Regions from separate parts of the Homo sapiens genome. Here region 1 is linked to region 2. A link is a loop called in an ENCODE intact Hi-C map of the cell type or tissue named here. Cell type or tissue: sigmoid colon. All regions are shown on one strand. Links, peaks and the distances in the headings refer to the core of each region. The heading gives the core; the rest is flanking DNA. Region 1 has its middle 22 kb from the start of KCNG3. Region 2 holds the start of MTA3 (metastasis associated 1 family member 3).

What was found. Peaks named below come from ENCODE experiments on the same cell type or tissue, not always from the same donor. Only the 100,000 strongest peaks of a DNase experiment are listed, where the experiment ranks them.
Region 1: it touches region 2 in a loop (2.8-fold over the local background); 11 of 110 quality-filtered maps call a loop at or near these places.

The regions. Positions count from the first base shown.
Region 1 is chr2:42,507,433-42,523,740 of GRCh38, reverse strand. It overlaps a transcript of MTA3 not described here. Among named protein-coding and RNA genes, the nearest start is that of KCNG3, 22 kb to the right of the region's middle. In sigmoid colon, for the core only: a CTCF peak has its summit at 10,312 (motif pointing left); no DNase peak of the experiment used is centred there.
Region 2 is chr2:42,561,278-42,577,585 of GRCh38, reverse strand. It overlaps MTA3 (metastasis associated 1 family member 3), which reads right to left and starts at 8,954. Exons shown (of 17, transcript NM_001330442.2): 1 at 8,813-8,954; 2 at 7,082-7,149. The coding sequence starts at 8,840. RefSeq lists enhancers at 5,376-5,902, 9,567-9,706 and silencers at 8,597-8,676, 8,737-8,896, 9,167-9,216, 9,277-9,326. In sigmoid colon, for the core only: no CTCF peak of the experiment used is centred there; DNase peaks (open chromatin) are centred at 8,245, 8,875 and 9,485; H3K4me3 peaks cover 2,216 bases; H3K27ac peaks cover 1,713 bases.

The DNA of each region.
Region 1 (16,308 bases), core at 5,501-13,500, 54 kb after region 2:
AGGTTTCGCCACATTGCCCAAACTGGTCTGAAACTCCTGGGCTCAAGTGATCCTACTGCCTCGGCCTCTCAAAGTGCTGGGGTTACAAGCATGCGCCACTGCACCCAGCCATAAGTTACTGTTTCAAAGAGAATTTCAGAATGCGGTGGCTTAAAGAACAAACGCTGATTTCCGTCTCACACAGCAACTGAGATGAGCGTCTAGGTCGGCAGGCAGCTCTGCTCTTGAAGTCACTGAGGGGTCAGGTTTCTTCCTCTTGTAGCTCTTTCTTCTTCATCTTCCTGGTTGAGGCTGGATCGTTGCCTTATTCAGGCTCCAGCAGCAGGGAAGAGACCCTGACGAGAACACGCCGTTCAATTAAGGGCCTGGTCTCACTGCCGCTCTCTTGCCAATCATGAGGACTTAGTACTTGGCCATACCTTACCCAAAGATTGCCCAGGACATGCAGCCTTGCTATAACTGCTTCCTTACTCAGGAAGAAAGGGAGAGTGGATTTGGGGGGCATCTAGCTATCCAACCCCATGGTGGCAGGGAAGTCAACTGACATTCAGAACTATGAGGCCAAGTTCAAGGAATATACATTGAACTAAAAGCCCCTTTAGGATAAACACTGATGAAAAGTTCATCTTTGGGCTGGGTGTGATGGCCCACGCCTGTATTCTAGCACTCTGGGAGGCCTGAGATGGGAGGATCTCTTGAGCCCAGGAGTTCAAGACCAAACTGGGCAACACAGTGAGACCCTGTTTCTACAAAGAAAAAAAAAATTAGCTGGGTGTGGTGACGAGTGCCTGTGGTCCCAGCTACTTGGGAGGCTGAGACAGGAAGATCACTAGAGCCCAGGAGGTTGCAGCTGCAATGGAGCTGTGATCCTGCCACTGCACTCTAGCCTACCTGACAAAGTAAGACCCTGTCTCAAAAAAAAAAAAAAAAAAAAGACCACATGTTGATCTCCCTTCTTCCTTCCCTCCCTCCTTCCTTCCTTCCTTTTTTTCCCATCTTTCTGAGACAGGGTCTCTCTCTCCCAAGCTGGATCCTCCTGTCTCAGCCTCTGGAATAGCTGGGACTACAGGTACACACCACCATACTCAACTAATTTTTATTTTTTTGTGTAGAGATGGGGTCTCCCTGTGATGCCCAGGATGGTCTAGAATTCCTGGGCTCAAGCAATTCTCCCGTTTTAGCCTCCCAAAGTGCTGAGATTATAGGCGTGAGCCACCGCACTGGGTCCCTCCAGCCTTTCCCTAAGCCAGAAGCGTGTGTCCCCCAATTCTGTCAAGCAGTTTGCCTAGAGATATCATTCCAGAGGTGCTGATCATATTCCTTCCTGAAAGTGGGTGCAAGGAACGAAATTATTCCCAAGCAAGCCTCATAGCAAGAGCCACAGTTCACCTGCCCCTACCCTCCCAGGGATGCCACAGTGCTCTGATTGTACCCTTGACACAGGTCCTAGACACAGATAGCTCACATTCTACAGCAAGTAACCCCTGAGGATCCTCTTTGCATATCAAAGTCAGGGACGGAGGGTGGTTGTAACTACCTCACTCTCCAAGTCTCCCCAGTTTGCTTTAGGACTAGGAAGACTACTGAGGCTGCCTCTATCACACAACTGGAAAGGTTAGGAAATTATGTATTTATTTGGACTTGGACTTGTACAGCTTGGCTTGCTGCCTTAGAAAGATTCAGGTGTGGCCAGGCACAGTGGCTCATGCCTATAATCCCAGCACTTTGGGAGGCCGAGGCAGGTGGATCACCTGAGGTCAGGAGTTCAAGACCACCCTGGCCAACATGGTGAAACCCCATCTCTACAAAAATACAAAAATTAGCTGGACATGATGGCAGGTGCCTGTAATCCCGGCTACTCAGGAGTCTGAGGCAGAAGAATCACTTGAACCGGGGAGGCGGAAGCTGCAGTGAGCTAAGACTGTGCCATTGCACTCCAGCCTGGGCAACAGAGTGAGACTCTGTCTCAAAAAAAAAAAAAAAAAAAAAGAGAGAAAGATTCAGGGGCAGTTATCTGGACACTATCCAGCCTAGATTAGCCAGTCTGACAAAGGGCTTCTCAAACTGGCTTGAATTAATGAGAGGAAAGGGCTCTGCCTATTTTGAGAGCCACCCTTCCTTTCTGTGTGCCCCGGGTCCATGGCCCTGTGTAATAATATGGAAATCCATGTGTAACATTGTACTACAACTAGTTTGAGTTGCCCATGAAGGTGGTACAAGGGTTTAGGAGGTATTAGTTATCTATTGTTATGTGATAAATTACCCCAAAACTTAATGACTTAAGACAACAATTACTGTCTTAGTTTCTATGGTTAGGAATCTGGGTGCAGCTTAGCTGTTTGCCCCTGGCTCAGGGTCTCTCACAAGGCTGCAATCATCACTAGGCCGATGGGGTGGGGTCTGCTTCCAAGTTCACTCACGTGGCTGTTGGCAGGCCTCAGGTCCACTCTGATTGCTGGCCAGAGATGTCAGTTCCTTTCTGCGTAGGCCTCTCTAAAAAGCAGCTCACAACATGGCAGCTGGCTCCCCTCAGAGTGAGCCAAGAAGAGAGCAACAGATATGTCCAAGAAAGAGGCCACAGGCTTTTGTAACCAAATCTTGGAAGTGACATCCCATCCCTTTTGCTGTATTTTATTCATTAGAAGTGAGCCACTAGGTCCAATCCCCACTCAAGGGGAGGTGATTACACAAGAAGTCACCTTACAGGCTGCCTACCACAGGAAGCCCCAGAGATGTGATGCCAACAAGGAGTTTGCCATTTGTTAGTTCTAAGAGATGCCGGGAGAGAGGAAAGAGATATTTATCAAAGTCGAGAACTTGAGGTCAGCAGTAGGGAGCTCCACTGGGGTGGAGAGGCTAGGTGGAAGAGGAACCAGGCTGGGCGTGGTGGCTCACACCTGTAATCCCAGCACTTTGGGAAGACAAGGCAGGAGAATCGCTTGAGGCTAGGAGTTCGAGACCAGCCCGGGCAACATAGGGAGACCCTGTCTCTACAAAAAATACAAAAATTAGCCCGGTGTGGTGGTGCACACCTGTAGTCCTAGCTACTTGGGACGTTGAGGTGGGAGGATCACCTGAACCCAGCAGGTTCATGATCAGGCCACTGGACTCCAGCCTGGACAACATAGTGAGACCCTATCTCAAAAAGAAAAAAAAAAGGAGGAACAAAAGAATGAGTGAGAGCCAATGATGGATGACCTGAGATGGGAAAAGGTATAAATGATTCATAAGGGTCACGAAGGAAGCAATCCTGGGAAGCCTGCTCATTACACCCCACTGCTCTCTTATGCTTATGGGGGCAGCATCTTGAAGCATGAAGCTGGGCACAACTGAAGCAGGTGGATGGTGGTACAGTTCAACAAGACAGGAAATAAAGAGGGTCATTGGTTTGCTCTGGGACAAGTTGATTTTGTGGTGCCTGTGGAATGTTCAGGTGGAGAGGTCCTCTGGACAATTGGAAAAGAACGGGAGATCTAAAGAGGGCCTACAGGTGCAGGGTTTGGAACACAAACACTTAGACTGTAGCACAGAGGCTGGAGCAGAGCATTAAGGGAGACTGAGGCACACTCAGTTCCATAGGGCAACTACTGCTGAAAATGGCTCTAGGACATTTACCATTCTTAAGACTTGTCATGACCCTGCTACCCTAAATTGTGTTTAAGTTTTCCTTGAACTCAATCACTTTATTTATTTTTTTTGAGACAAGGTCTGGCTCTTATCACCCAGGCTGGAGTACAGCAGCGTGATCTCAACTCACTGCAACCTCCACCTCCTATGCGCAAGCCATCCTCCCACCTCAGTCTCCTGAGTAGCTGGGATTACAGGCATTCAACACCATGCCTGGCAAATTGTTTACGTGAGACAGGGTTTCACCATGTTGCCCAGGATGGTCTTGAACTCCTGACCTCAGGAGTTCACCTGCCTCGGCCTCCCAAAGTGCTGGGATTACAAGTGTGAGCCACCGTAACCGGCCCTGGTTAATTTTTAAAAGAATTTTTATTTGTACAGATGAAGGTATCGTTATGTTGCCCAGGCTGGTCTCAAATTCCTGGGCTCAAGTGATCCTCAGCCTCTGAGTAGCTGGGACTAAGATGCGTTCCACCATGTCTGGCTCTTTCCTTGTTTTTTTTTTTTTGAGACAGAGTCTCACTCTGTCACCCAGGCTGGAGTGCAGTGGTGCCATCTGGGCTCAATGCAACCTCTGCCTCCCAGGTTCAAGGGATTCTCCTGCTTCAGTTTCCCAAGTAGTTGGGACTACAGGCATGTGCCATCACACCCGGCTACTTTTTGTATTTTTGGTAGAGAGGGGGTTTCACCATGTTGGCCAGGCTGGTCTTGAACTCCTGACCTCAGGTGATCTGCCCGCCTAAGCCTCTCAAAGTGCTGGGATCACAGTTGTGAGCCACTGCGCCTGGCTCTTTCCTTGTTTTTTTAATAACCTTGACAGTTTTGAGGAGTACTGATCAAGTATTTTGTAGAATGTCCCTCTATTGGGATTTGTCTGATGTTTTTCTCATAATCAGATTGGGTTGTGAGATTTTAGGGGGAAGACCACAGAGGCAAAGTGCCATTCTCATCACATCATATCAAGGGGTACATGTGATCAACATGACTGATTATTGGTGATGGTGACCTTGATCAACTGGCTGGGGTAGTTTCCCAGGTTTCTCCACTGTAGTTACTCTTCCCCCACCTTTCCATACTATATTCGTGTGTGTGTGTGTGTGTGTGTGTGTGTGTGTGTGTGTGTGTGTGTGTGTGTGTGTGTGTGTTTTGAGAAAGGGTCTCACTCTGTCACTTAGGCTAGAGTGCAGTGACTCAGTCATGGCTCACTGTAGCTTCAACCTCGAAGGCTCAGGTGATCCTCCCACCTCAGCCTCCCAAGTAGCTGGGGCGACAGGCTCGCCCCACCATGCCTGGCTAATTTTTAAATTATTTGTAGGGATGAGGTCTCCCTATGTTGCCCAGGTTGGTCTTGAACTCCTGGGCTCCTGCCTCAGCCTCCCAAAGTGTTGGGATTACAGGAGTAAGCCACCACACCTGGCCTATACTATATTCTTTGGAAGGAAGTCATTATGAGCAATCTACACTTCAGGAGTATGGAGTTATGATCAACCTCCTTCAGGGTGGAATAGCTACATCAATGATTTGGAATTATTCTGCATGGAGATTTGTCTTTTCTTCCCATTTATTTATTTAGTCTTTTTCTATAAGTATAGACTCCTGGATATTTATTTTATACTTTGGCTTACAACGCAATACTACTTTGTTATTCAAATTGCTCTAGCTTTGGCCATGGGAAGCTCTTTCGGTTGGTTCTTCTGTGGCTTTGACATTTCCCAATCATTGTTTTATTTGTTTGTCTGTTTGAGCATTTCCTTACTTTCAGGCACTATAAGACACTCTAAGTTCATCTTGTATATTTCCTATTCTAGTCCTAGACTTAGTTTATTTTTCCAAGGAGCCCTAGTTCCTTTTATTGGAGAATTGTATTAAAGCCAAGATATGGGTGCTTAGTGCATGCAACTCAACTGTATTTTCTTTTATTTTCTTTTTTTTTGAGACCGAGTTTCACTCTGTCACCCAGGCTGGAGTGCAATGGTGCGATCTCGGCTCATTGCAACCTCTGCCTCCCGGGTTCAAGCGATTCTCCTGCCTCAGCCTCCCGAGTAGCTGGGAGGTGCCTGCCACCACATCTTGCTAATTTTTTGTATTTTAGTAGAGGAGGGGTTTCACCGTGTTGGTCAGGCTGGTCTTGAACTCCTGACCTCAGGTGATCTGCCCACTTTGGCCTCCCAAAGTGCTCGGATTACAGGCGTGAGCCACCACGCCCAGCCTCTACTGTATTTTCTTTTCTTCTTTTTTTTTTTTTTTTTGAGACAGAGTCTCACTGGAGTGCAGTGGCATGATCTCAGCTCACTGCAACCTCTGACTCCTGGGTTCAAGCAATTCTCCTGCCTCAGTCTCCCGGAGTAGCTGGGATTACAGGCTCCCGCCACCACACCTGGCTAATTTGTGTATTTTTAGTAGAGACAGGGTTTCCCCATGTTGGCCAAGCTGGTCTCGAACTCTTGACCTCAGGTGATCACCTTCCTTCGCCTCCCAAAGCGTTAGGATATTACAGGCATGAGCCACCATGCCTGGCCTAATTTTTTTTTTTTTTTTTTGAGATGGAATTTTGCTCTTGTCCCCAAGGCTGGAGTGCAATGGCATGATCTCAGCTCACTGCAACCTCCACCTCCCGGATTGAAGCAATTCTCCTGCCTCAGCCTCCTGAGTAGCTGGGATTACAGGCATGTGCCACCACATCCAGCTAACTTTTTGTATTTTTAGTAGAGATGAGGTTTCACCATGTTGGCCATGCCGGTCTTGACCTCCTGACCTCAGGTGATGCACCTGCCTCGGCCTCCCAAAGTGCTGGGATTAGGGGTGTGAGCCACTGCACCCAGCCTAATTATTTATTATTTATTTTTATTTTTTGAGGTGGAATTTCACTCTTGTCCCCAAGGCTGGAGTGCAGTGGCATGATGTCGGCTCACTGCAACCGCCGCCTCCCGTGTTCAAGCGATTCTCCTGCCTTAGCCTCCTGAGTAGCTGGAATTACAGGCATGCACCACCACACCCGGTTTATTTTTGTATTTTTAGTAGAGATGGGGTTTCCCCATGTTGGTCAGGCTGGTCTCAAACTCCTCACCTCAGGTGATCTGCCCGCCTCGGCCTCCCAAAGTGCTGGGTTTACAGGCGTGAGCCACCACACCGGGCCAAATTTTTTATTTTTTATAGAGACAGGGTCTCGCTATGTTGCCCAGGCTGGTCTTGAACTCCTGGGCTCAAGTATTCCTCCCTTCATGGCCTCTCAAAGTGCTGTGACGACAGGCATGAGCAGCCACAGCTGGCAGATACTGCATTTTCATGCTTCATTATTTCCTGACCTAAGGTAAAGTGCACTATACTTTTGCACACGCCTACATTTGTTTCTATTTTGGTTTCCTAATTTCTTTGCATACTTTAATATTCATTGACTTCTTTGTTTTCTCTATATATCTAAAGCTGCTTAAACAGGCTTTGGCTGAACTGTGTGCAGGGCTTGTCACCACTACATTCCTCAATAGTTCCAAGTCTAGACCTAAGTTCCCGCCGGTGAGCCATTTCCTTCTTTCCTAGTGCAGGATATTGCCATTTTGTACAATAAAACTATAACAGTTGCCTTGGGTTTATAAGCCTGTGAACATTAGAATTCTGTAAAACCATTGTTGGGGAAGGAGAAAAGGAGTAACCTGGACACCTATGGAAGTGAGATGGGTTGGGACCTTTAGCAGAAAAGCTTTGAGTTTCATAAAGATGTATCCATTTTCTGCGCTTAATAAAAAGCCTAGATCCAAGGAAAACGTTGCAGTATTTCTGGTATTTTTTATAATTTATCTCTACTCTTCCCAACCTAAAATCCAAGTGCGGTCAAAAATCCCTTTCCCTTTACTTTAATATTGACTGAGCTTTTACAGAAACAGCTTTTAAAATAAACACTGCGCCAGGAGCGGTGGCTCATGCCTGATCCCAGCACTTTGGGAGGCTGAGGCGGGCAGATCATGAGGTCAGGAAATCAAGACCATCCTGGAGCTAACACGGTGAAACCCTGTCTCTACTAAAAATACAAAAAAATCAGCTGGGCGTGGTGGCGGGTGCCTGTAATCCCAGCTACTTGGGAGGCTGAGGCAGGAGAAAAATATAAAAAATTAGCCGGGCATGGTGGCAGGCGCCTGTAGTCCAAGCTACTCAGGAGGCTGAAGCAGGAGAATGGCGTGAACCCGGGAGGCAGAGCTGGCAGTGAGCCGAGATCGCACCACTGCACTCCAGCCTGGGAATGACAGAGCGAGACTCTTGTCTCAAAAAAAAAAAAAATACATAAAATAAAACAAAATAAAATAAAATAAACACTGAAACGACTGGGCACGGTGGTTCACGCCTGTAATCCAGCACTTTGGGAGGCCGAGGTGGGCGAATCACGAGGTCGGGAGTTCGAGACCAGCCTGACCAACATGGTGAAACCCTGTCTCTACTAAAAATACAAAAATTAGCCGAGCGAGGTGGTGCACACCTGTAATCCCAGCTACTCAGAAGGCTGAGGCAGGAGAATCGCTTGAACCTAGGAGGCAGAGGTTGTAGTGAGCCAAGATCATACCACTGCACTCTAGCCTGGGAGAGAGAGCGAGAATCCATCTCAAAAAAATAAAAAATAAAATAAAATAAAATACACAGAAGCTGCATGCAGCAGCACATGCCTATAATCTCAGCTACTCGGGAAGTTGAGGTGGGAGGATTGTTTGAGTCCAGGAGTTCAAGACTAGCTTGGACAACATAGATGCCATCTCAAAAAATAAAATAGGCTGGGCACACTGGCTCACACCTGTATTCCCAGCACTTTGGGAGGCTGAGGTGGGCAGATCACCTGATGTCAGGAGTTTGAGACCAGCCTGGCCAACAGGGTGAAACCCTGTCTCTACTAAAAATACAAAAATTAGCCAGGTGTGGTGGTGGGCACCTGTAATCCCAGCTACTCAGGAGGCTGAGGCAGGAGAATTGCTTGAACCCGGGAGGCAGAGCTGGCAGTGAGCCGAGATCGCACCACTGCACTCCAGCCTGGGCACAACAGAGCGAGACTCTGTCTCAAAAAATTAAAATAAAATAAGATAAAATAAAATAAAATAAAATAAACACAGGCATACATATCCAAAGAAAAATATAAAAGTTTAGGCCGGTCATAGTGGGTCACGCCTGTAATCCCAGCGCTTTGGGAGGTCAAGGCAGGACAATCGCTTGAGGCTAGGAGTTTGATACAAGCCTGGGCAACACAGTGGCAACCTCATCTCTATAAAAAATAAAAACAAATTAACCAGGCATGGTGGTGCATGCCTGTAGTCCCAGCTACTCTGGAGGCTGAGGCGGGAGGATCATTTGATCCCATAAGTATGAGGATGCAGTGATTTAAAATTGCACTGCTGTACTCCAGCCTGGACAACAGTGAGACCCTGTCTCAAAAAAAAAAAAAAAAAAAAAAAAAGGGGCTGGGCGCTCATGCCTGTAATCCCAGCACTTTGGGAGGAGCCCGAGGTGGGCAGATCGCTTGAGGTCAAGAGTTTGAGAGCAGCTTGGCCAACATGGTGAAACCCCATCTGTATTAAAAATACAAAAATTAGCTGGATGTGGTGGTGGGCGCCTGTAATCCCAGCCACTCAGGAGGCTGAGGCAGGATAATTGCTTGAATCCTGGAGGTGGAGGTTGTAGTGAGCCTCAAGACAGTGCCCCTGCACTCCAGCCTGGGTGATGAAGTGAGACTCTATCTCAAAACAAACAAACAAAAAACCACATACACACAAAAAGAAAGAAAAATATTTTAAAAGCATATGTATTTTTTACAAGCATCATATAAATAGTGAGCTAACAAAGCACAATTTTCTTCTCCTTAGATAACTCTTATTTGACCAGTTTTCATATTGCAGACTTGGGATTCTTTTCTCGTTGTTTTTTTTTGAGACGGAGTCTCATTCCGTCGCCCAGCTTGGAGTGCAGTGGCGCGATCTCGACTCACTCCAACTTCTGCCTCCCAGGTTCAAGTGATTCTCCTGCCTCAGCCTCCCAAGTAGGTGGGACCACAGGCACGCACCAGCATGCTCAGCTAATTTTACATTTTTAGTAAAGATGGGGTTTCACTATGTTGGCCAGGCTGGTCTTGAACTCCTGACCTCAGGTGATCCATTCACCTTGGCCTCCCAGAGTGCTAGGATTACAGGCATGAGCCACCGTGCCTGGCCTAGACTTGGGATTCTTTGAGCTCTCATGTCTGTCTCAATTTGAGGTAGTGGAGGGAGGCCAGCATTGCTGGATTTCATGGGAGTCTGAAATCCTTCCAGGGCTTTCCTAGGTGTAAGCCCGTTTGCCCCTCAGGCCAGCCTGGGAGGCGTGGCAGTCCTGCACTTCCCTGTCCCTTTAAGTTCTCCCTCATTCCCGGCTCACTGAGTCCAGCACTCTGGGCTTCAGGACAAGTGGGTCTAGTTTTCCAAATGTCCCTCCTGGTGTTTGTCTCTCTCTGTCCTGGAAGTTCTACCCTTTTCTCTGTCCTATGTGGCTGGCCAAATACTACTTCTGAGGGTCTTGATAAGCCTGGTTATACCATTCCATGGAGCTGGGTCTCTCGCTAGGTTTAGATGTGGCCTCACTATTGGCCAGGAGGCTTTAACACGGAGTCTGTTCCTTCTTCACTTGGAGTCTATCCCTTTTCCTGGGTGAAGTCATTGCCCTTTCTTCCCAGCACCTCCTAGTGGTCCTCTCTGGAAGTGTTTTGTTTTGTTTAAGTTCCAAGGATATTTGTCAAACTGAAAAGACTGACCTACCCACCCCAGTGATTGCTGAATCCTTTCTCAGTCCCAACCTGAACAGGGACCAGTATCCCAAGTAATGCTCATTTCATTCCCCTCACACTCCCTCCAACCACAATAGGTTTTGCAGAATAAATCACTATAGTTTAATATCCAAAAAGTAACTTAAACATGTAACAAAGGGCTTGCCAACACAAAGATGAAATGGGGTTTCCCCTGCATGGGTAACCAGAAACACTAGCCTCTCGTATGCCCAGTTGGTTATTTAGCAAGTTAGCAAGTAAAGGCAGAGTGAACATTTTTATAGGGGATGCCATGGGGACTGATTTAAATTAAGTGGCAAAATTATCTGTAGACCTTGCATTTTCACAGTCTGGGAGAATTGATGGATGGTTTGATTGGTGCCATTAAAATTGGAGTTTTCTTAAGGGTCCTGTAAGTAGAGGATGTCTCAGAATGTTTATATAGAATATAAATGTCATTCTTGAGTTGGTGACTAGGGTGAAAGCACAAAGAACTATAAATTGAAAGTCTTAACTAATGCCGAGTCAATGGAAGTTATATACAATTTCTCCCTTTCCATAAGTATCTGTTGTTACTGAGGTAGACCACTGGTACAGTGGTTGAGTGTTTTCTAATCCCTTGACATGGTCTAAATTAAATACACACTGTTATCTAGAGGAGAAAATGTCTTCTTGGCATCATCAAAGGAAACTTGGTAAGCTTATTTTCTTCTTTCTTTGGAGATTTACGCTGACATTTGTTCTAATTGTCCTTTCAGTTTCATCCCTCACAACAGAAGCTAGTGAAAGGGGATAAAAAGCTTCTCAGTGTCCTTTGCTATAAAGATTTTTGTTTGTGATTACTTTCCTCTGGAAAGGAAAAATCCTACTTGGAAGACATAGAGTACTAGCAAATGTTAAGCAGAGGGCAACACTCCTGCAGTCAGAGGAAGGTTCTCTTCTGGGGAGAGGACCTGCTGTTGCTTGGCCACATGGCAGCATGGAGTTACAGCACTGGAAGTGGAATCCCGAAAAACTAGGAAAGCTCCAGTGGGCACTCATCTCTCATCATTTTTGGCTGAGCCATAGGCTCTTTTTTCAAACTCAGGCCTGAGACAGGCTTACACACCAACCTAAATGCATCTTCTCCAAATCCCTTTCAAAAACTGCCAGTCATCAAGTTGAGGTTGATCTCTAGTATAAAAACAAAAACAAAAACAAAAAAAAAAGGAAAAAGAAAAAGAAAAAAACCCTCCCAGTCTTCCAGATTGCTATACTTCTCAGGTTTCCACAGAAAATATTATTATAATTATTTTTTATTTTATTTTATTTATTTATTTATTTTTTTTGAGATGGAGTCTCGCTCTGTCGCCCAGGCTGGAGTGCAGTGGTGCAATCTCGGCTCACTGCAAGCTCCGCCTCCCGGGTTCACGCCATTCTCCTGCTTCAGACTCCCCAGCAGCTGGGACTACAGGCACACGCCACGACGCCGGGCTAATTTTTGTATTTTTAGTAGAGATGGGGTTTCACTGTGTTAGCTAGGATGGTCTCAATCTCCTGACGTTGTGATCCGCCCGCCTTAGCCTCCCAAAGTGCTGGGATTACAGGCGTGAGCCACCGCGCCTGGCCTATTTTATTTTATTTTATTTTGAGACAGAGTTTCACTCTTGTTGCCCAGGCTGGAGTACAACGGGCGATCTTGGCTCACTGCAACCTCTGCCTCCTGGGTTCAAGCGATTCTCCTGCCTCAGCCTCCCAAGTAGCTGGGATTACAGGCATGCACCACCATGCCCAGCTAATTTTGTATTTTTAGTAGAGACAGGGTGTCACCATGTTGGTCCAGCTGGTCTTGAACTCCTGACCTCAAGTGATCCACCCACCTTGGCCTCTCAAAGTGTTGGGGTTACAGGCATAAGCCACTGTGCCCGGCAAAAATATTATTTTTTGCAACCTGTGAGAACATGTATCTCAGAGTAAACTGAGGCAAATGCCTGAGGTTTTTTTTTTTTTTTGACGTAGAAAGGTAATGAGATCACACACACCAGAATTGAATCATTTTATCTCCAGTTAAGAACCAGAGAAAAAAAAAGTATTTTAAATCCTGCACTTTGGAGAAAAATGCAATTACTGTTGAAGAGTATATCAATTATTAAGTGTGGAGTCAATGCTATTTTGGTTGCATCTACAATGAGAAGATCATTTCCAGGAATGCCATACACTTCACTTCAGTCAAACCCAGTCCCAGTCTTTCCTCTAAGGCAGAAATAGCAGCACTGAACATAGTGGGAGGAGGGCTAGGATTGTGGGGTTGGGAAATAGATTGTTAGAGGGACAGAAGGGTAAGAACAGCAGGTGTTTTTGAAAGCTAACTCCTAAACTAGTTAATTTTGGTTCATTAATGTTGGTAAAGGGAGCTCTCCTCTTTGCAGAATGGATAGGACACAGTGGGGAACTTCCATTCAGTTTGAAAGTGTCTTTGATTTTTCTTCCGAACAGAATCCTTGCCCAGCTGTTTGAATATGTCCTGTGATGTGATAAGGGTCAGAGTGGGGGCATCCCCCTCTCTCTGCCTGGCTCTCCCACTTCCTTCCTGTCTGGGCTCAAGGCTTGCTTTGCTGGAACGCTTCTTCCCCTGATCTCCAGCACCCAAACAGTTGGATATCAGGGATGTCAATCTACCCCCAGGGCAACAGCCCTCTACATTTTTTTCCCCATATTTTCTATAGTTTCTAAGCCAAGATACTACAGGAAAGAAGCAGTTCTTTTGTTTCATGACAGTGTCATTAAGATATAATTCACAATTTGCCCATTTGAAGTGTTCAATTCAATAGTGAACAGTTCCCTCCTTGTAGGTCCTGGTCTGCTTTCACATTTTCTCCTTCCTCCAGGGACAGAAGGGGTGAAGGCGGGGACCCAGACATGATGGGAGCTGATCTCAAGAACTTTTCTGACTAAAGCATCTGCTGAGTAAGGAATAACAGGGGTACTCATTGACCCAGGATTGGGGCCAGCTAAACGAGGATTTCTGCTGTGCTTTTTTTTTTTTTTTTTTTTCTGAGTCGCCCAGGCTGGAGAGCAGTGGTGCAATCTCAGCTCACTGCAACCTCCGCCTCCTGGGTTCAAGCGATTCTCCTGCCTCACCCTCCCGAGTAGCTGGGATTACAGGCCTGTGCCACCATGCCCAGCTAATTTTTGTATTTTTAGTAGAGATGGAGTTTCACCATATTGGCCAGGCTGGTCTTGAACTCCTGACCTCAAGTGATCCATCCACCTTGGCCCCCCAAAGTGCTGGGATTACAGGCATGAGCCACTGTGCCCAGCTCTGCAGTGCTTTTAAACACGGGAAGCTGGCAGACACGGCAGGTATGGGGGGAAAGCAGTGCCAAGACCTTCTCTACCAGAATGCTAACCATTTAAGAAAACAGAAGTGGTTTTTCAGAAAAAGCCTAGATTTCCTAAGTTGGTCAATTCCAGCCTCACTATATAATGTATACATTAATATAGCCAGTTCAGCACTCAGAGAACAGCATTTAAATCAACAGTAATATTTATTTATTCCTTTATTTTACTTTTTTTTGTTTTGTTTTTGTTTTTTGCGACAGGGTCTCACTGTGTCGCCCAGACTAAAGTGCAGTGGTATGATCATGGCTCACTGCAGCCTCAACCCCCCAGGCTTAATTGAACCTCCCACCTCAGCCTCCCAAGTAGCCGGGATTACAGGCTCATGCCACCACGCCTGGCTAATTTTTGCATTTTTTAGTAGGAACAGAGTTTTGCCATGTTGCCCATACTGGTCTCAAACACCTGGGTTCAAGCAAGCCACCCACCTTGGTCTCCCAAAGTGCTGAGATTACAGGTGTGAGCCACCATACCCGGCCAACAAATAGGTATTGAGCTTCTACAAGGAGCCAAGCACCGTTCTAGGAACTGGGAGTATTGGTGTGAACTGACCCCAGAGTCCTTGCTCTCAAAGGAAGTGAACAGCATCTTGTGGGAGACAGACGGTAAATAAGTAACAGGTGAGGCCAGGCGCAGTGGCTCTAACCTGTAATCCCGGCACTCTGGGAGGCCGAGGCAAGCGGATCACTTGAGGTCAGGAGTTCAAGACCAGCCTGGTCAACATGGTGAAACCCCGTTTCTACTACAAATACAAAAATTAGCTGGGCATGGTGGTGGACACCTGTAGTCCCAGCTACTTGGGAGGCTGAGGCAAGGGAATCGCTTGAACCTGGGAGGTGGAGGTTGCAGTGAGCCAAGATCACGCCACTGCACTCCAGCCTGGGCGACAGAGCAAGACTCCGTCACAAAAACAACAACAACAACAAAAACAAGTAACAGGTGAATAAGTAAAGTGATTTTTAAAAAATAGACTTTATTTTTTAGAGCAGTTTTAGGTTCACAGTGAAATCAAAAGGAAGGTACAGAGATGTATAACCCCTTTCCCCCAACATATATACTATATGTTGTATAGTATATATGTTGTATATATAATATATTATATAATATATTTAATAATTTAATATATTTAATATTATATATCATATATATCATATATAATTTACAATATATTTAATCTATGATATATTAAATATATTATATAATACTATATAATATATAATATTATAAATATATACAACATATTCCCCCCTTAACTAATATCCCTCACCAGAGTTGTATATTTGTTACAGTCAATGAAACTACGTTATTGGCACATCATAATCATTCAAAGTCTAGGCTGGGTGCAGTGGCTCACACCTGTAATCCCAGGACTTTGGGAGCCTGAGGCGGGAGGACTGCTTGAGGCCAAGAGTTTGAGACCAGCCTGGGTAACATAGTGAGACCCCATCTCTACACAAGATAAAAAAAATTAGCAGGGCATAGTGTCACACGCCTGTAGTCCCAGATGCTCAGGGGGCTGAGGTGGGAGGATCGCTTGAGCCCAGGAGGTTGAGGCTGCAATGAGTGGAGATGGTGCCACTGCACTCCAGCCTGGGTGGCAAAGCAAGACTGTCTCAAAGAAAAAGAAAAAAATAAGTCTATAGTTCATATATAGGGTTCACTTTTGGTGCTGGAGATTCTATGGGTTTGGACAAGTTAGATTTTTAAAAATAGGGTAAGGGAAAGAAAAAAATAGGTTTATATGCTAGAATGTGTGGCTGGGGAAAGATTTCTCTCTGAGGAAGTGACATTTGAACTGAGACTTGACTGACAAGAAGGAATGACCCACCTAATGCTCTGGGACAATGTGTTCGTGCTCTAGGCAGAGGGAACAGCAGGTGCCCAGCCTGGCCCAGGTGTAACTCAGAAGATGGGGATGCAGAAACCAGCAAGAATGGGCCTCAGGAAAAAGAGGTAATCTGGTAGAATGCTACATGCTCAGATTTTTTTTAACTAGGTTTCTTTCTTTCTTTTTTTTTTTTTTGAGACAGACTCACGCCGTTGCTCAGGCTGGAATGCAGCATCGAGATCTTGACTCACTGCAACCTCTGTCACTGCAATCTCTGCCTCCCGGGCTCAAGCCATCATCCCACCTCAGCCTCTGGAGTAGGTGGGACTACAGGTGTGCGCCCCCGTGCTTGGCTAATTTTTTAACGTTTCTGTAGAAATGGGGGTCTCACTATATTGCTCAGGCTGGTCTTGAACTCCTGGGCTCAAGTGATCCTCCCACCTCAGTCTCCCGAAGTGTTGGGATTACAGGTGTGAGCCACGGCACCTGACCTAGTTTTCCTTTTTTTTTTTCATTAAAAACATAATCTTTTCACACAGTTAAAAAAAAAGATGAAAGGTTTATAATAACCAACAAAAGATAGGTCTCATGTCTAACCTCATATTCCTAGTCCCTCGACCAAGAAATAACCACTCATAACTATTTTATGTATCTTTTTCAGAAATCTTATTCTCAGCCAGGCACAGTGGCTCATGCCTGTAATCCC
Region 2 (16,308 bases), core at 4,967-12,966:
TCGCTTGAACCTGGGAGGTGGAGGTTGCAGTGAGCCAAGACCACACCACTGCACTCCAGCCTGGGTGACACAGTGACAATCCGTCTCAAAAAAAAAAAAAAATCCAAATCAACAGTTTCAAGGCATATTTTTTTCTGCCTCACTAGTGAGTTCCTCCAATAGGGATGCTATACAAAGCTAATTAAATTCTTATTTAAACCTGCTTAGGGGGCGGGGAGCATAGTTCAAAATAAATAGTCTCTTCTTGACCATGCACTCACTTAGCTACTAGGTAGCTTACAGCTACCATATTCCTCTTCCCCTCTACAAACACACCCTCTCCAGCATTCTTCTGAAGCATGGTTACTCATGGGTCTACAGCCCAGTGCCAGTCTGCAACTGTTAATGGCATTTAATGAAATGAGTACAGGGTTTGAGACTAAGTGCATTACAGCAATTAAGAGTTCATTTTTATATATATATATATATATATATATATATTTTTTTTTTTTTTTAGATGGAGTACCATTCTGTTGCCAGGCTTGAGTGCAGTGGCACAATCTCGGCTCACTGCAACCTCCAACTCCCTGGTTCAAGCGATCCTCCTGCCTCAGCCTCCCAAGTAGCCTTTTTTCCCTAGCTTATCTATCAGAACAAAGTAAGTATTTTCAGTTTAGAGGTGGTTTTGTTTTGGTTTTTTTGTTTGTTTGTTGAGATGGAGTTTCACTGTTGCCCAGGCTGGAGTGCAATGGCACGATCTCAGCTCACTGCAACTTCCGCCTCATGGGTTCAAGCGATTCTCCTGCCTCAGCCTCCCGAGTAGCTGGGATTACAGGCATGCGCCACCATGCCCGGCTAATTTTGCACTTTTAGTAGAGACAGGGTTTCACCACATTGGCCAGGCTAGTCTCAGACTCCTCTCAGGTGATCCACCCACCTCGGCCTCCCGAAGTCCTGGGATTACAGGCGTGAGCCACCATATCTGGCCTTGTTTTGGTTTTTTTCAGAGATGGGGGGTCTTATTATGTTGCACAGGCTGGTCTCAAACCCCCAGGCTCAAGCAATCCTCCTGCCTCAGCCTCTCGAGCAGCTGGGACTACAGGCCTGAGCCACCATGCCTGTCTTCAAGTATTTTTAAATCATTATTTGGATTTTCCCATCATGTTAACAACTTTCCCTACCTAGCCAATTTCACCTCTGATCTTCCCAGGGCCTTTATCTAGAACACTCCTGCGTCCTCTCTTCCCATGGTTCCCTCTTCCTCATCCTTTAGGCCTCAACTTCAATGTCCTGTTCCACCCTACCTAAAGGAAATGACCTGTCATTCTCTATGTCAAGGTTCTTGCCTTCTTAGAAGTTAATACAATTCATTACTATTACTATTTTCTTTATGCCCATCAACTTGTCTTTCCGGGTGTCTCCCTCATTAGAATGTGGACCCTGTATGGGTAGAGACCATGTACATCTTGTTCACATTCTATCTCTGAGCCTAGCATAGTGCCTGGTACAAAACAGGTACTCAATAATATTTGCTTAATGAATTATCTAAAATAAGATGTCTTTTTCACATCCCTTCAGAAATAAAGACCCTATGTAAATATTTCAATTAGCCATTCAAACTACCATTTTGTGAAATTACAAAGAATCCCATCTCTCACAACACAACCCCAGTCCCAGAAACTCGCTATTACATGGATGACTCTGTGCTGACAACAGGTAGGCGGAGGGAGGAGGTGAGGATGGATGAGGGGGGCATTTCAGAAATGAATGGCCATGAAATGATAAAGGAGTGTGAAATAAGCTATGTTCACCTAGATGTGCAACCCAATAATTTAGCTACTATGTGCCTCAAGAAAACAATGCATGATTTAGCTACCTTAAGGTGTAAGGTTCTGTGAGGCTCAAAAGGGTAACAAACGTGAATCCTGGGTTAGGTTTCCAGAGCACCATGCTGTGACATTTCTAAACTTAGCACAGCTACAATTTTACTTTCACTTGTGGGACTATATGGTTGATGTCTGTCTCCACTAGACCTGTTTTTTTTTTATCACCCTTGCATTCTCACTGTCTAAAAGTACCTGGCTGGTAGAAGGTCCTCAATTTTATTTGTAAAATGAATGAATCAAAGCAGTTTGTAAATAGTAAAGCTATGTACACATAAGCATTAACATCAGACATTTCAGAAATTAATTAATTCAACAAGTATTTAGTGAATGCCTTTAACTATGTGCCAGCCACTATTCTAAGGCACTCAGAATGCATAACTGGACAAAACAGAAAAGATCACTGCAGCTGACACTCTAGGAAGACAGGTAATGAAAATAAACACAGTAAGTATATTTGGAGGTGATAAATGATATGGAAAAAAGAGCAAGGGGTGAGGGGTAGGACGGACACAAATAAACGGTCCTCCTAAGGTGGTTGCAGGGAGAAACAGCCAAAAGCCCATTGTGCTTTGTGCCAAGTAAGCAAGGCAGAGCTCCCACCTGCTTTCAGCGAAAGTGGAGGTCAGAGAGGGGCAGTGACAGCCAAAGAATATAGGGTCTCATAGGTCAAGATTTCTATTTCGATGTAATTAACTTTCTAATTAAACTGATATGGTAAATAGTTTAGAGTTGCCTCAATTCTTATACCTTACATCAATAACATAAAAGATCAGAATCACATGCCAACAGTTCCCATCCACGGACTGATCTACACTTGAGGCCATTCTCTTCACTTGGTGGTCTCAAAGACTAAATAATTTTTTTTTAATGCAAAGGCAGTCAGCCTGTAATCCCAGTGCTTTGAGAGACCAAGATGGGGGACTGCTTGAGGCCAGGAGTTCTAGATCAGCCTGGGCAACACAGTAAGACCACGTCTACAAAAAATTTAAACATTAGGCGGGGTGCAGTGGTTCACGCCTGTAATCCCAGCACTTTGGGAGGCCAAGGCGGGTGGATCACTTGATGACCAGCCTGGCCAACATGGTGAAACCCTGTCTTCACTAAAAATACAAAAAAATTAGCTGGGTGTGGTGGCAGGTGCCTGTAATCCCAGCTAATTGGGAGGCTGAGGGAGGAGAATCACTTGAACCTGGGAGGAGGAGGTTGCAGTGAGCCAGGATCTATGCTACTGCACTCCAGCCTGGGTGACAACTAACATAGGCAAATGCAGTAGCACAGTTATTTTGAGAAAAGGAGGCCGGGCATGGTGGCTCACGCCTGTAATCCCAGCACTTTGGGAGGCCGAGGTGGTAGATCACCTGAGGTCGGGAGTTCGAGACCAGCCTGACCAACATGGAGAAACCCCATCTCTGCTAAAAATTAGCCGGGCATGGTGGTGCATGCCTATAATCCCAGCTGCTCAGGAGGCTGAGGCAGGAGAATCGCTTGAACCCAGGAGGCAGAGGTTGTGGTGAGAGGAGGTTGCACCATTGTACTCCAGCCTGGGCAAGAACAGCAAAACTCCGCCTCAGAAAAAAAAAAAAAAAGCCGGGCGCGGTGGCTCACACCTGTAATCCTAGCACTTTGGGAGGCCGAGGCAGGCGGATCACAAGGTCAGGAGATCGAGACCATCCTGGCTAACACGGTGAAACCCCATCTCTACTAATAAATAATAAATAAATAAATAAATAAATAAATAGCCAGGCGTAGTGGCAGGCTCCTGTAGTCCCAGCTACTCGGGAGGCTGAGGCAGGAGAATGGTGTGAACCCAGGAGGCGGAGCTTGCAGTGAGCTGAGATTGCGCCACTGCACTCTAGCCTGGTCGACGGAGCGAGACTCCATCTCAAAAAAGAAAGAAAGAAAGAAAGAAAATGCTGGGGCAGTGGCTCACGCCTGTAATCTCAGCACTTTGGGAGGCCAAGGCGGGTGGATCACCTGAGGTCAGGAGTTTGAGACCAGCCTGGCCAACATGGTGAAACCCTGTCTCTACTAAAAATACAAAAATTAGCCAGGCATGGTGTTGGGCGCCTGTAATCCCAGCTATTCGGGAGGCTGAGGCAGAAGAATTGCTTGAACCCAGGAGACAGAGGTTGCAGTGACCGGAGATCATGCCATTGTACTCCAGCCTGGGCAACAGAGCAAGAATCCATAGCAACAACAACAAAAAATTAGCCAGGTATGGTGGTACATGCCTGTAGTCTCAGCTACTTGGAAAGCTGAGGCAGGAGGACTGCTTTGAGTCCAGGAGTTCAAGGTTACAGTGAGCTATCATCATACCAATGAACTCCAGCCTGGGTGACAGAGTGAGACCCTGTCTCCCTGTCTCTGGAATAAAATAAAAATAATGCAAATTCCCTGGGATATTCCCAAAACAAACCAAGGTCTCAAGGCTCTTCAAACTAAGAATGTCCTAGGTCAGGCTTGCCTTCTCAAGACAAAACTGAACAAGTTACCAGATGGCATTTTGAGGGAAAGGTATTAGCTAGACAGACTCAAAGATTTTAACACTATGAAGTCTCATAAACCACACAACCCTCAGAGAAGTCTGGAGGAAAACAAAGCATCATTAGAAAATCGGAGGAAAACAAAACATCATTAGAAAATCCATGGTCCATGCAGCTTGACTGCTTTCTGGTACCTCCATTATAAATCCTGGCCAGGCGCAGTGGCCCACACCTGTAATCCCAGCACTTTGGGAGGCTGGGGCGGGTGGATCACCTGAGGTCAGGAGTTCAAGGCCAGCCCAACCAACATGGTGAAACTCTGTCTCTAATAAACACACAAAAAACAGCCAGGCATGGTGGCGCATGCCTGTAATCCCAGCTACTTGGGAGGATGAGACAGTAGAATCGCTTGAACCTGGGAGGAAGAGGTTGCAGTGAGCCAAGATTGCGCCATTGCACTCCAGTCTGGGCAACAAGAGTGAAAACTTCATCTCAAAAAACAAAAAACAAAACAAAACAAAAGTTTCTTCTCCTGCAATCATAAGGCTTCTTTTGTCCTAATAAACGACCATCTCGGACAAATCTTAATGTGAAAATTTTAATTGGGCCAAAGGTACAAAGCTACTTTATATTTATTACACCAAAACCATAATTTTTTTTTTTAATTTCGAGACAGTCTGTGTTACCCAGGCTGGAGTGCAGTGATGCAATCACAGCTCACGGCAGCCTTGACCTCCTGGGCCCAAGCAATCTTCCTCAGCCTCCCAAGTAACTGGGACTACAGGCATGTGCCATCATGCCCGGCTATTTTTTTTTGGTAGAGGCAGGGTTTCCCTATGTTACCCAGGCTAGTCTGGAACTCCTGGACTCAAAGGATCCTGAGGCCTCAGCTTCCCAAAATGTTAGGATTACAGGTGTGAGCTACCACAGACAATTTAGCCTAGTCCAGAATTTTTTTTTTGAGACAGTCTCACTCTGTCACCCAGGCTGGAGGGCAGTGGCGCGATCTCGGCTCACTGCAAGCTCCACCCCCCAGGTTCACCCCATTCTCCTGCCCCAGCCTCCCAAGTAGCTGAGACTACAGGTGCACACCACCATGCCCGGCTAATTTTTTTTGTATTTTTAGTAGAGACGGGGTTTCACTATGTTAGCCAGGATGGTCTCGATCTCCTGACCCCGTGATCCGCCTGCCTTGGCCTCCCAAAGTGCTAGGATTACAGGCGTGAGCCACCGTGCCCAGCCAGCCTAGTCCAGAATTTTACAAATTCCCTTCAATTTTTTTTTTTTTTTGAGACGGAGTTTCACTCTTGTTGCCCAGGCTGGAGTGCAATGGCGTGATCTTGGCTCACTGCCACCTATGCCTCCCAGGTTCAAGCAATTCTCCTGCCTCAGCCTCCCAAGTGGCTGGGATTACAGGCATGCACCAACACACTCAGCTAATTTTGTATTTTTAGTAGAGATGGGGTTTCTCCATGTTGGTCAGGCTGGTCTCAAACTCCCAACCTCAGGTGATCCGCCCGCCTCGACCTCCCAAAGTGCTGGGATTACAGGCGTGAGCCACCGCACCCGCCCAGCCAATTCCTTTCAATATTATGTTCCCTAGCTTCCTCCTTCTAAACCTGGAAGAGGAAAATATTAATTCACTAAAAAGGGAAAAATACACATTATGACTCTAAACATAAAAAGGGTCTGAGTTACATAAGTGAACTGCTCTTTCAGAGGCTCTAAGCAATTTGAAAATATCTGCACACTTTTAAATATTCAGTAACAAAAAAGCAAAAGAATATTCGGAATTCAGAATCGTGCATAACTCTCTAAAATCTCAACTTTTTTTTTTTTTTTTTTTTTTTTGAGACAGTGTTTTGCTCTGTCACCCAGGCTAGAGTGCAATGGCGTGATCTCAGCTCACTGCAACCTCCACCTGGATTCTCCTGCCTCAGCCTCCTGAGTAGCTGGGATTACAGGTGCATGCCACCATGCCTAGCTAATTTTTTTGTACTTTTTTAGTAGAAACAGGGTTTCACCATGTTGGCCAGGCTGGTCTTGAACTCCTGACCTCAAGTGATCCACCCCCTCCTTGGCCTCCCAAATTGCTGGGATTACAGGGGTGAGCCGCCATGCCCAGCCTAAAATCTCATCTTTCAAAGAGTCTGGGACTGAAAGTAAAATCATCTCTTATGCCCCTTTACCCAGCTTATTTTTATTTTTTTATTTTTATTTTTTTTTGAGACGGAGTTTATCTCATTGCCCAGGCTAGGGTGCAATTGCACAATCTTGGCTCACCGCAACCTCCGCCTCCCGGGTTCAAGCGATTCTCCTTCCTCAGCCTCTCGAGTAGCTGGGATTACAGGCATGTGCCACCATGCCCGACTATTTTTTTTGTATTTTTAGTACAGACGGGGTTTCTCCATGTTGGTCAGGCTGGTCTCGAACTCCCGACCTCAGGTGATCCGCCCGCCTCAGCCTCCCAGAGTGCTGAGATTACAGGCATGAGCCACCGCACCCAGCCATATTTTTACTTTTTATATTAATTAAAAAAAAATAAGAGATAGGGTCTCACTATGTTGCACAGGCTGGTCTCCAACTCCTGGGCTCAAGCTATCCACTCGCCAGGCCTCCCAATTTACTGGGATTGCAGGCATGAGCCCCCACACCAGGCCACCCTTTACCCAATTACCCATCAAGGGAAAATAAATATTTTTAATATTAAAATTAAGAACACTCAGTGTATACCTTGTTGAGTTCTTCTATCCTTCTTATTAGGTATGGGTTGCTGGAGGAATTCTCAAAGTAGACATAATCTGTAATTAAAGGAAGTACAGAACTTAATCTTTTTAACAGAAAGTTCAGATTTGTCAATCCAAGACTTTTTATGTTAGGCATTTCACGTTTGAAATTAAGCTCATAATTCATTCACTGGTAAAAGCAAACATAATAATGCAGCCTTAATATATCCTCTCACGTGCCTACTATTCACAGACCTTTATTTTCTTGGCATTTTCATTTCAATTAATGTTTTATCAGTTTCTCCTAGACTTCTGTCCCAATACGTCATTTCTTTAATAATAAACAAAAAAGACACCTCTTATCACTGTGTAGTCAGGGCACGCTAAACATGTGTCCTCTGTACTATAACTACTTCCACATCTTTTTCCTCCAATACAATTTGCCCTGCAGGCTGCTTCTCACATAAAACTATTGACCTAAGACACATTCAGAGCAGGGAGAAAGGCTTCACAGTCCAACCTACATTTCAATCACTACTTAAAAAAAAAAAAAAAAATCAGATGAGCAGAACAGGTTAAGAGGAAGAACGCTGACAAACTTTTCCACAGTTTTACCTGGGAAGATGAGGAAAAAAGGGGGCCGGGGGATCACTTCTAAGAGGCAAAGTGTTCTGGGGGTGATATCAGCATCTTTTTTACCCTTTTACCATATTTAATCCAGATCCATTTAATGTCTTGTGATTAAGAAATTGCTGCAGGCTTTCAACTAAAAGGATAAAATTTTTCAAGTGTGGCTTTTCCTCTCATCTAATAGGCTTGCTGGAAACTTCCCACTGTGTGTTTATCCGAAAGGCAGCTGCATTGTTATTGTCTATCTTAGTGGCTCTTTCGCCGCTCTCTTCTGCAAAGTGGCCTCATTTAGCCAGGCCATTCCCACCACCATCCATCAGAAGCTCGGCTAATGAGCAGAGAAGGAAGAGCCAGTCTCTCATACAAACACGCCACTTATCTGAATTATTATTTTACCAGGAAAGAGGGAGGAGGGCGTCGTGAGTAGGGAGAAAGTTTGTTTGACCTTATTTCTCTCTTCCGCAGAAGACTGGGAAGGAGGCAGGCAGCAGAGCAAACGTCCAGGCAGAGCTCAACTCCCCACCTCCGGCTGAGGTTCCCAGCTCCCACGAAGCCCCATTCGTGGGGGACTGGACCAGAAACGAAAAGGAGGGGGGCCGAGGAAGGGGAGGTGCAGGGCCCCGGCACGCAAACAGGCCCGTCCAGCTGGGCCCCTGGCTGGGCCCCCACCGCCCCCACCCCCACCCCCACCCCAGGCTCCCACTGAGTGGGGAAGAAGCAGGAGAGGGGATGTCCCCTCATCCTCTCCAGCGCCTAGAAGCCACGCAAGAAGGCCACCTTCTCAGGGGGCTCGACGGGCCCTACCCCGATGAGGGTTTCGTGGAGGGGGGTGTCTGGTAATTCGTACCCCCAAGTAGAGGCCTGGCCCTAAACACTGGGCGGGGTGCGAGGGTGAAGGTGGCCCCGGGCCCTCGCGAGCCCGCGTGGGGGGAGGGGAAGGGATGGGTGGGGGTGGGGAGTCCCGGCCCCTCTGCGGGCCCCGGCGCCCCAGCCCACTGCGACCTCAGCCCCGGCGCCCTTGGCTCCCGGCAGTTGGCGTGCACTCGCCCCGGCCCCCCGCTCCCGGAACCCGCTCCCACACGGGCCGGGTCGGGCCGAGCCTGCCTACCTCCGACCCGGTACATGTTGGCCGCCATGTCCGCCCGCCCGCCCGCGGAGCCCGAGCCGAGCCCCGCCCGCCGCCGCCGCCTCCTCCTCAGCCTCAGCCGCGACCGCCGCTGCCGCCGCCGCCGTCGCTGCTGCCTCGCCACGGGGGGGAAGGGAGGGAAGGGAGGGGACAGGGGGTGGGGGAAGTAAAGGGGATGGTACGCCGAGGGGTGGGGGCTGGTGCCCGCCCCCAGCGCCAGGCTAGCAAGGCCGAGTGGGCCGGGCCGGGGGAGGCCCGGGGAGGCTGGAGCGCTGCGGGGCCAGCGGGAATTGGGGGGGAGGGGGAGGGGAAAGGGAGTGGGAGTGGGAGGGAGGGTGGGGGGCCTTGCTGGAAGTGGAGGGCCCTGGGGTCAGGGTCCTGGCTGAGGCAGAGGCCTGCACTCAAATGCGGACCAGGGGCTGTTAGAGAATTAGAGTGGGGGCTGGGGCTTAGCCTCTCCCCAGCACCTCTTCCCCCACCCAGGGTACCCCGTCACCTGTCCACCCCAAGACAGGTCCTCCTTCCCTACCTCTGTCCCTGGGGAACCCCCCTGTGGCTGCCCTAGTAGGCAAGCGCCAGTCTCAATGCAAACTCTTGGATGCAAATAAGTGCAGGCAGCAGGGTGCCTTCCTCGCGGTGAGATTCAAGGGGCCGGCCTGGAGCCTGCAGGCTCTAGGGCCAGGAAGATTCCGGGTGCTTCCCGCCTCGCCAGAGACCCAGCTGGGGACAGAGGTAGAAAAACTCCCTTCCTAGGCCACCCTAACTGCGTCATCGTTTACCCCAAAACTGGGCTGAGCAGAACCAACTGTCCAACACCCAGATGGAGGCCCTGGCTCTAGACGGGCACTGTATATGCAGGGCCTGTTCTGCTGGGAAAAGGGACCTTTAGGAGTGAGGGGCTTCCTTTGTCCATGGGGGAACAGGGCCCTACAGTTCACAATCACCACCACCCCCAAACAGAGGAGATTGTATTCAATCAGTTTCATGTCGATGGACACTTAACTGGTTACGTGCCTAAAGCTTCTAAATGGTTATTGTCCCAGGCCAATTCTCTAAACAACCTCTGTTTTCACGGCCTTCCTACTCTCACAGATACAAAAAAAAAAAAACAACGTTGAATCTTAGCTGGCGATCCCCCAAATGAACACAAATAACTTTCTTTAGAGAAGCCAGTCCATTCCAAAGTACTCCCAGACATTGCTGCATAATAAACACGAAGAAGATTTCTTGGTGTGGTGGCTTGTTTGGAATGTGTGGTGATACACAGCTGTGTGCTGTCGACTCTGGGTTTAAGGTCTGTGCGGGGCTAAGAGGTGCCCCCAGAAAAGAAGGTTGTGTTTTGGTGGTTTGGTGATGACATTTGTGATGGTCACTTATCACAAAGTATTGAGATGAAAAAACTGTGCATAGCTGAGGCAAAATATAAAAATAAAAAATAAAGCACTATTGAATTACATTGACTCTATGACCTGTTTCCTCGTCTATAAAATGGGGACGTGAGTTCCCCCTTCACAGGTGTGGTAAGGATCAGTTGCGATGATATCTGAAAATGCTTTGTAAACCAGGGAACACAGAGCACCATGCAAATAACAGGTGTCTCTTGCTTTCTTTTTAACCCCAGAAAACCACAGATTCCCAAGGGTTCTCTGCTGTGTGTCAAATTCTGAGCCATGTGTCAAATTCTGACCCAAAGAAGAAAGCAAAAGTGTTCTGTTCCACACATTGCATAGCTGTCATTCAACATTTACCAGAGATCCCACCAAAAACATTCTGACAAAACTGACATCACTCCATTTCTGAGCTGACACATAAATAGGGTTGAATAATTCACCTGGAATCACACAGTAAACTGGCAGCAATTTTGGGATTATGAATCAGCCCTTTCCTCTGGCCTAGAATGTTCTGAACCACAGTGTTTCTCCAAGTACAAAAGCCACCTAGAAACCATAAAGTGCAAAGAAGTGGATCACAAGCTTTAGGATGTTTTCCCATTAATTTTTCATAAGCAATTTCTCCTCCTTCGAAATCTTTCCCTGTTTTTGTTAATTCATTGTGTGCCTGTCTCATTTCCCAAGCTTAGTGCTCTTGCCAGGTGTTTATGATGACTGTGCTAACCACAATAAATGGTGAAAGATGCCGAGAAAACTCCTCCCTATGTCCCCTTAGGAACAGCCTCATCCAGAAGCCCCCCATGAAAGGCCTCAAAGACTTGAAGGGGACTAGCAGGAGGTAATGATGGTGGCAGGCCTTAGAACCGTTTTTTGCTCTAGATTCTATATATTAGTCTCTTCCATGTCCAGCTCCTAGGCCAATGTCCTCTACATTTCTGAGCTGACACAGTAGATGCTCAGTATCTGAAGAATAAATACCAACAAATCGTGGACTCAAAGAATCAGAAGAGCTGAATACAAGGACTTTGTGAAACTTTTATATGTCCTAATTCCAGAGAGGTTCACACATAAAGGAGTTCAGCAAATGTTTGTAGATTGAAAGAAACCTTTCAACCAAAGACGGGTGGAAAGCCTGCACCTTTAAAAAAGCAAAGGCGCCTCTCCCTTCTTAGCTACATGGTTTAGACCACAAACTTGTCATCAACCAGCCCTAACTTCACTCCTAGTTTGGCAGTTTAACTATAAAGACCTTGAGCAAGTTACTTAACCCCTCTGAGCCTCAAGAGGGGTTACAAAATATGACTACTGGTTGATACCTACCTCAAAGGCTTATGGTAGAAAAAAAAATTTTTTTTGAGACGGAGTTTCGCTCTCGCTGCCCAGGCTGGAGTGCAATGGCACGATTCGGATTCGGCTCACTGCAAGCTCCACCTCCGAGGCTCAAGCAATTCTCCTGCCTCAGCCTCCCAAGCAGCTGGGACTACAGGTGCCCATCACCACGTCTGGCTAATTTTTGTATTTTTAGTAGAGACAGGGTTTCACCATGTTGGCCACACTGGTCTGGAACTCCTGACCTCAAGTGATCTGCCTGCCCAGCCTCCCAAAATGCTGGGATTACAGGCATGAGCCACCATGCCCAGCCTGGTAAAATTTAAATATAGAAGGTGTTTGGCACTTGTTGGGCGCTTCATATGCGTTAGGTCCCTTCTCTCTATTCCAGTTATTCTCATCACTAAGGAAGAAGTGTCTCTCAGGCCATGCCAGAAATCCCAGGGCAAATCCAGCCCTTCCATGGATGAAATTTCCTTGCACAGTTGTTGCAATTAAAGAACCACATACAAGGTAGTTCTTTACCATTTAGTTGAAGAGAAGTGGATGCAGCAAGAAAGCTATAGGTGGCTAGGCATGGTGGCTCACGCCTGTAATCCCAGCATTTTGGGAGGCCAAGGCAGGAGGATCATTTGAGCCTAGGCAACATGGCAAGACCCCACCTCTACCAAAAAAAAAAAAAAAAAGTTAGCCAGTTGGTGCGCACCTATGGTCCTGGCTACTCTGGAAGAGACTGAGGCAGGCAAATCGCTTGAGCCCAGGAGGTAGAGGCTGTGAGCCATGTTTATGCCCCTGCACTCTAGCCTGGGTAATAGAGCAAGACTCTGTCTCAAAATAAATAAACAAAAGAAAAAAAAGAAAGCTTTAGGTGAATAGGTAAAATGGAGAGTTGGTTTTTGTCTCAACGTAGGGATGGAGTTTTTATATGTGCGAAAAAATAAAAAGAGATTGGTGCCGGTTGGCTGAGCGCGGTGGCTCACACCTGTAATCCCAGCACTTTGGGAGGCCGAGGCCGGCGGATCATGAGGTCAGGAGTTCGAGACCAGCCTGGTCAATATGGTGAAAACCCATCTCTACTAAAAATACAAAAAATTAGCCGGGCATGGTGGCAAGCGCCTGTAGTCCCAGCTACTCAGGAGGCTGAGGCAGAAGAATCGCTTGAACCCAGGAGGCAGAGATTGCAGTGAGCCAAGATCACACCACTGTGTTCCAGTCTGGGCAACAGAACGAGACTTCATCTCAAAAAAAATAAATTAAAAGAGATTGGTGCTGGCCACAGTCTGGGAGTTCTGTCATACTGAACCCAGGACAGGAGCCTGGAGGTCTAAAATGTAATTAATCTGAAACCAGAGGCCAGGCTTTGGAAAAGGGACTTTATCTTGTTGGTTCGTGTTTTCCATGATTTATTTCTCTCTTCTTTTTCCTTTCATTAACTTCTTCTCTTATTTAGTAAAATTCTTTCAGAAAAGGCCAGTCTGTCTCATATTCTAAGGAGGGCCTGGGTTTTAAAGGCAGAGGAACATAACCCAAGAGAAGTGTAGGCATATGATGGCAAGAATCAAAGCAGAAGAGCCCCAAGGAGAAAGGAAACAGAATTGGGAGTTCTGTAGCTTCTCTAGTCATAGAGATGGTTCTTCCATAGATCTCCTGTGCAAAAAACATGAAATCCCTAAAGGTCTTGGTTTCGGGCAGTATGTGTTTTCGGATCCCATAGTTCCCTCATGCCCTCACAGGGGAGCTAGCTCAGCCATTTGGCTGCTTCCACAAGAAGGTTCCTTCTCTAGTAACATTACCTTTAGGTAGTAGAAAAGGGACTAAGTCATAATGGGGACAGAAATGAGCCTCTGGGTGGTTAACCTAACTGACCCTACTATTTCTCTTTTTTAACTACTGTAGATTTGAATAAGAAATGGTTGGCCAGGCACAGTGGCACACACCTGTAATCCCAGCACTTTGGGAGGCAAAGGCGGATCACCTGAGGTCAGGAGTTCAAGACCAGCCTGGCCAACATAGTGAAACGCCATCTCTACTAAAAATACAAAAAATTAACTGGGCGTGGTGGCACACGCCTGTAATTCCAGCTACTCTGGAGGCTGAGGCGGGAGAATGGCTTAAACCTGGGAGGCGGAGGTTGCAGTGAGCCGAGATCGCGCCATTGCACTCCAGCCTGGGCAACAAGAGCGAAACTCCATCAAAAAAGAAAGGAAGGAAGGAAGGAAGGAAGGAAGGAAGGAAGGAAGGAAGGAAGGAAGGAAGGAATGTTTGGTCCAGGCCGGGCATGGTGGCTGACACCTGTAATCCCAGCACTTTGGGAGGCCGAGGTGGGCAGATCATGACGTCAGGAGATCGAGACCGTCCTGGCTAACATGGCGAAATCCCATATCCACTAAAAATACAAAACATTAGCTGGGTGTGGTGGCGGGCACCTGTAGTCCCAGCTACTCAGGAGGCTGAGGCAGGATAATGGCATGAACCCGGGAGGTGGAGCTTGCAGTGAGCTGAGATGGCACCACCACACTCCAGCCTGGGCGAAAAGTGAGACTTCGTCTCAAAAAAATAAATAAAAATAAATGGTTGGTCCGTGCAGTGGCTCACGCTCAGCACTTTGGGAAGCTAAGGCAGGCGAATCACCTGAAGTCAGTAGTTTGAGACCAGCCTGGCCAGCATGGCAAAACCCCGTCTCTATTAAAAATACAAAAATTAGCCAGGCATGGTGGCGCGCGCCTGTAATCCCAGCTACTTGGGAGGCTGAGACAGGAGAATCGCTTAAACCTGGGAGGTGGAGGTTGTAGGGTCAAGAAAAAGAATCAATGGGAAGTGTTGAAGGAATGTTACAGGGAGTAAGGTGTTTGTATAGATGATTCAGACTGCAGTACAGAGAGTGGATTAGAAAGGGTGGAGATTCCAGACCAGATCAGTTGGGAGGTTGGTGAGAAGGGGTGGTGGTCTGGCCTAGGGTAGAGGCAGTGGGTTATGATAAGTAGATGGTTTTAGAGAGATGTAGGAGGCAAGATCCGATCTGGTGACTCTAGGGAGGCACGAGGTGAAAGGGTGGTGACAAGGCTTATGGGGAGCTGTAAGTAGAGATCAGTGAGTAAAGCATACAGGAGGAAAGGCAAGTTGGGGAAGAGGATAGTGGACAGGTTCTGTGCTGGAAGGGTTGTGTTCGAGGTGCCTTTGGAAATATCCAGGTAGATGTCTTCTCTTTGGGAAACAGTTGGATGAAAAGGCCTGGTGTTTAGGAGGGAGCTCTGAGCTGGAAATAGCCACTTCTGGTGTTACCATCACCCCAGAGCCCAGCCAATCTAAGGAATAAGCCAAACCCTGGCCCCAGGGAAAGAAGCAGGTTCCCTGAGTCCTTCAGGTTGGGTGGAAACAGGTTTGGCAGGTCAGGTTCAGGAGATCAGAGTCCAGGTGCAAATGTGCAAATAGGCAGAGTGTGGGCAGAGCCACATAAGCCACTGCCCAAGGCAGACCGGGAAACCAAGGGGGAATGGCCTGTGCTGACCATCTCACTAGGACTAGCTAGAAAAATTGTCAGCAAGCATCCACAGAAGGTTCTGCCTCAACCCTCACTCCTTCTTCCCAGCCCTGAAAAGCAGCTGGGGTGGGGAGGGGGAGGGAAGATGGAAAGAACAGAAGGAGACGGAAAGGGACACAGCCTGAAAAAGCAAATCTGACTCATTCCTACCTCACCCTCTTGCCTCTAAGATGATGTAGTGGGTTGAATGGTGGCCCCCCAAAAGACATGCCCACCCAGAACCTGCGAATATGACCTTATTTGGAAAAAGTGTGTTTGCAGATATAATTAAGCTGAAGATCTCAAGATGAGATTATCCTGAGATTAGGATGGACCCTAAGTCTAATGACATGTGTCCTTATAAGAGACAGAAGAAGAAAGACACAGAGAAAAGGGGGCAGCCCTGTGAAGGGAGACGCAGAGATGGGACTTATGCAGCTACAAACCAAGGAGTGCCAGGGGTTGCCAGCAACCACTGGCATGGGATGGATTGTCCCCCAGAGACTCCAGGACTAACCCTACTGACACCTTGCTTTCAAGCTTCTGGCCTGTAGAACTGTGAGAGAATGAATTGTTTGAAGCTACCCAATTTGTTGTAATTTGTTACAGGAGCCTTAGGAAACTCCTACAGATGGTATCCACCTTTCAATTTTAAGTAAACATAGAGTCACCCAGAAAACACTTAGAGCAGTATACAGTATACACAGATTAAGGGACACAGAAACAGAATAATAGAATAAAGAGAAATACACAGAGAAAGAAGGGGACCCCCTCACCACTTTATCTAAGTCCTACTCAATCCCTTGAAACAGTCAACATGTTTAACTCACCTTGGTTTGTCTCTCCTCCTAGCTGACATGGTTGGCTTAGTGCTAAGAGAAAAGGACACCTGGGGCCGGGCTCGGTGGCTCACGCCTGTAATCCCAGCACTTTGGGAGGCAGAGGTGGGTAGATCACCTGATGTCAGGAGTTTGAGACCAGCCTGGCCAACATGGTGAAACCCCGTCTCTACTAAAAATACAAAAATTAGTCAGGCGTGGTGGCAGGCACCTGTAATCCCAACTACTCAGAAGGCTGAGGCAGGAGAATCGCTTGAACCCGGGAGATGGAGGTTGCAGTGAGCCAAGATTGTGCCACTGCACTCCAGCCTGGGCAACAGAGCGAGATTCCATCTAAAAAAAAAAAAAGAAATAAATAAATAAACAGATATGCTAGTATAGAATGATGAATGTTACAAG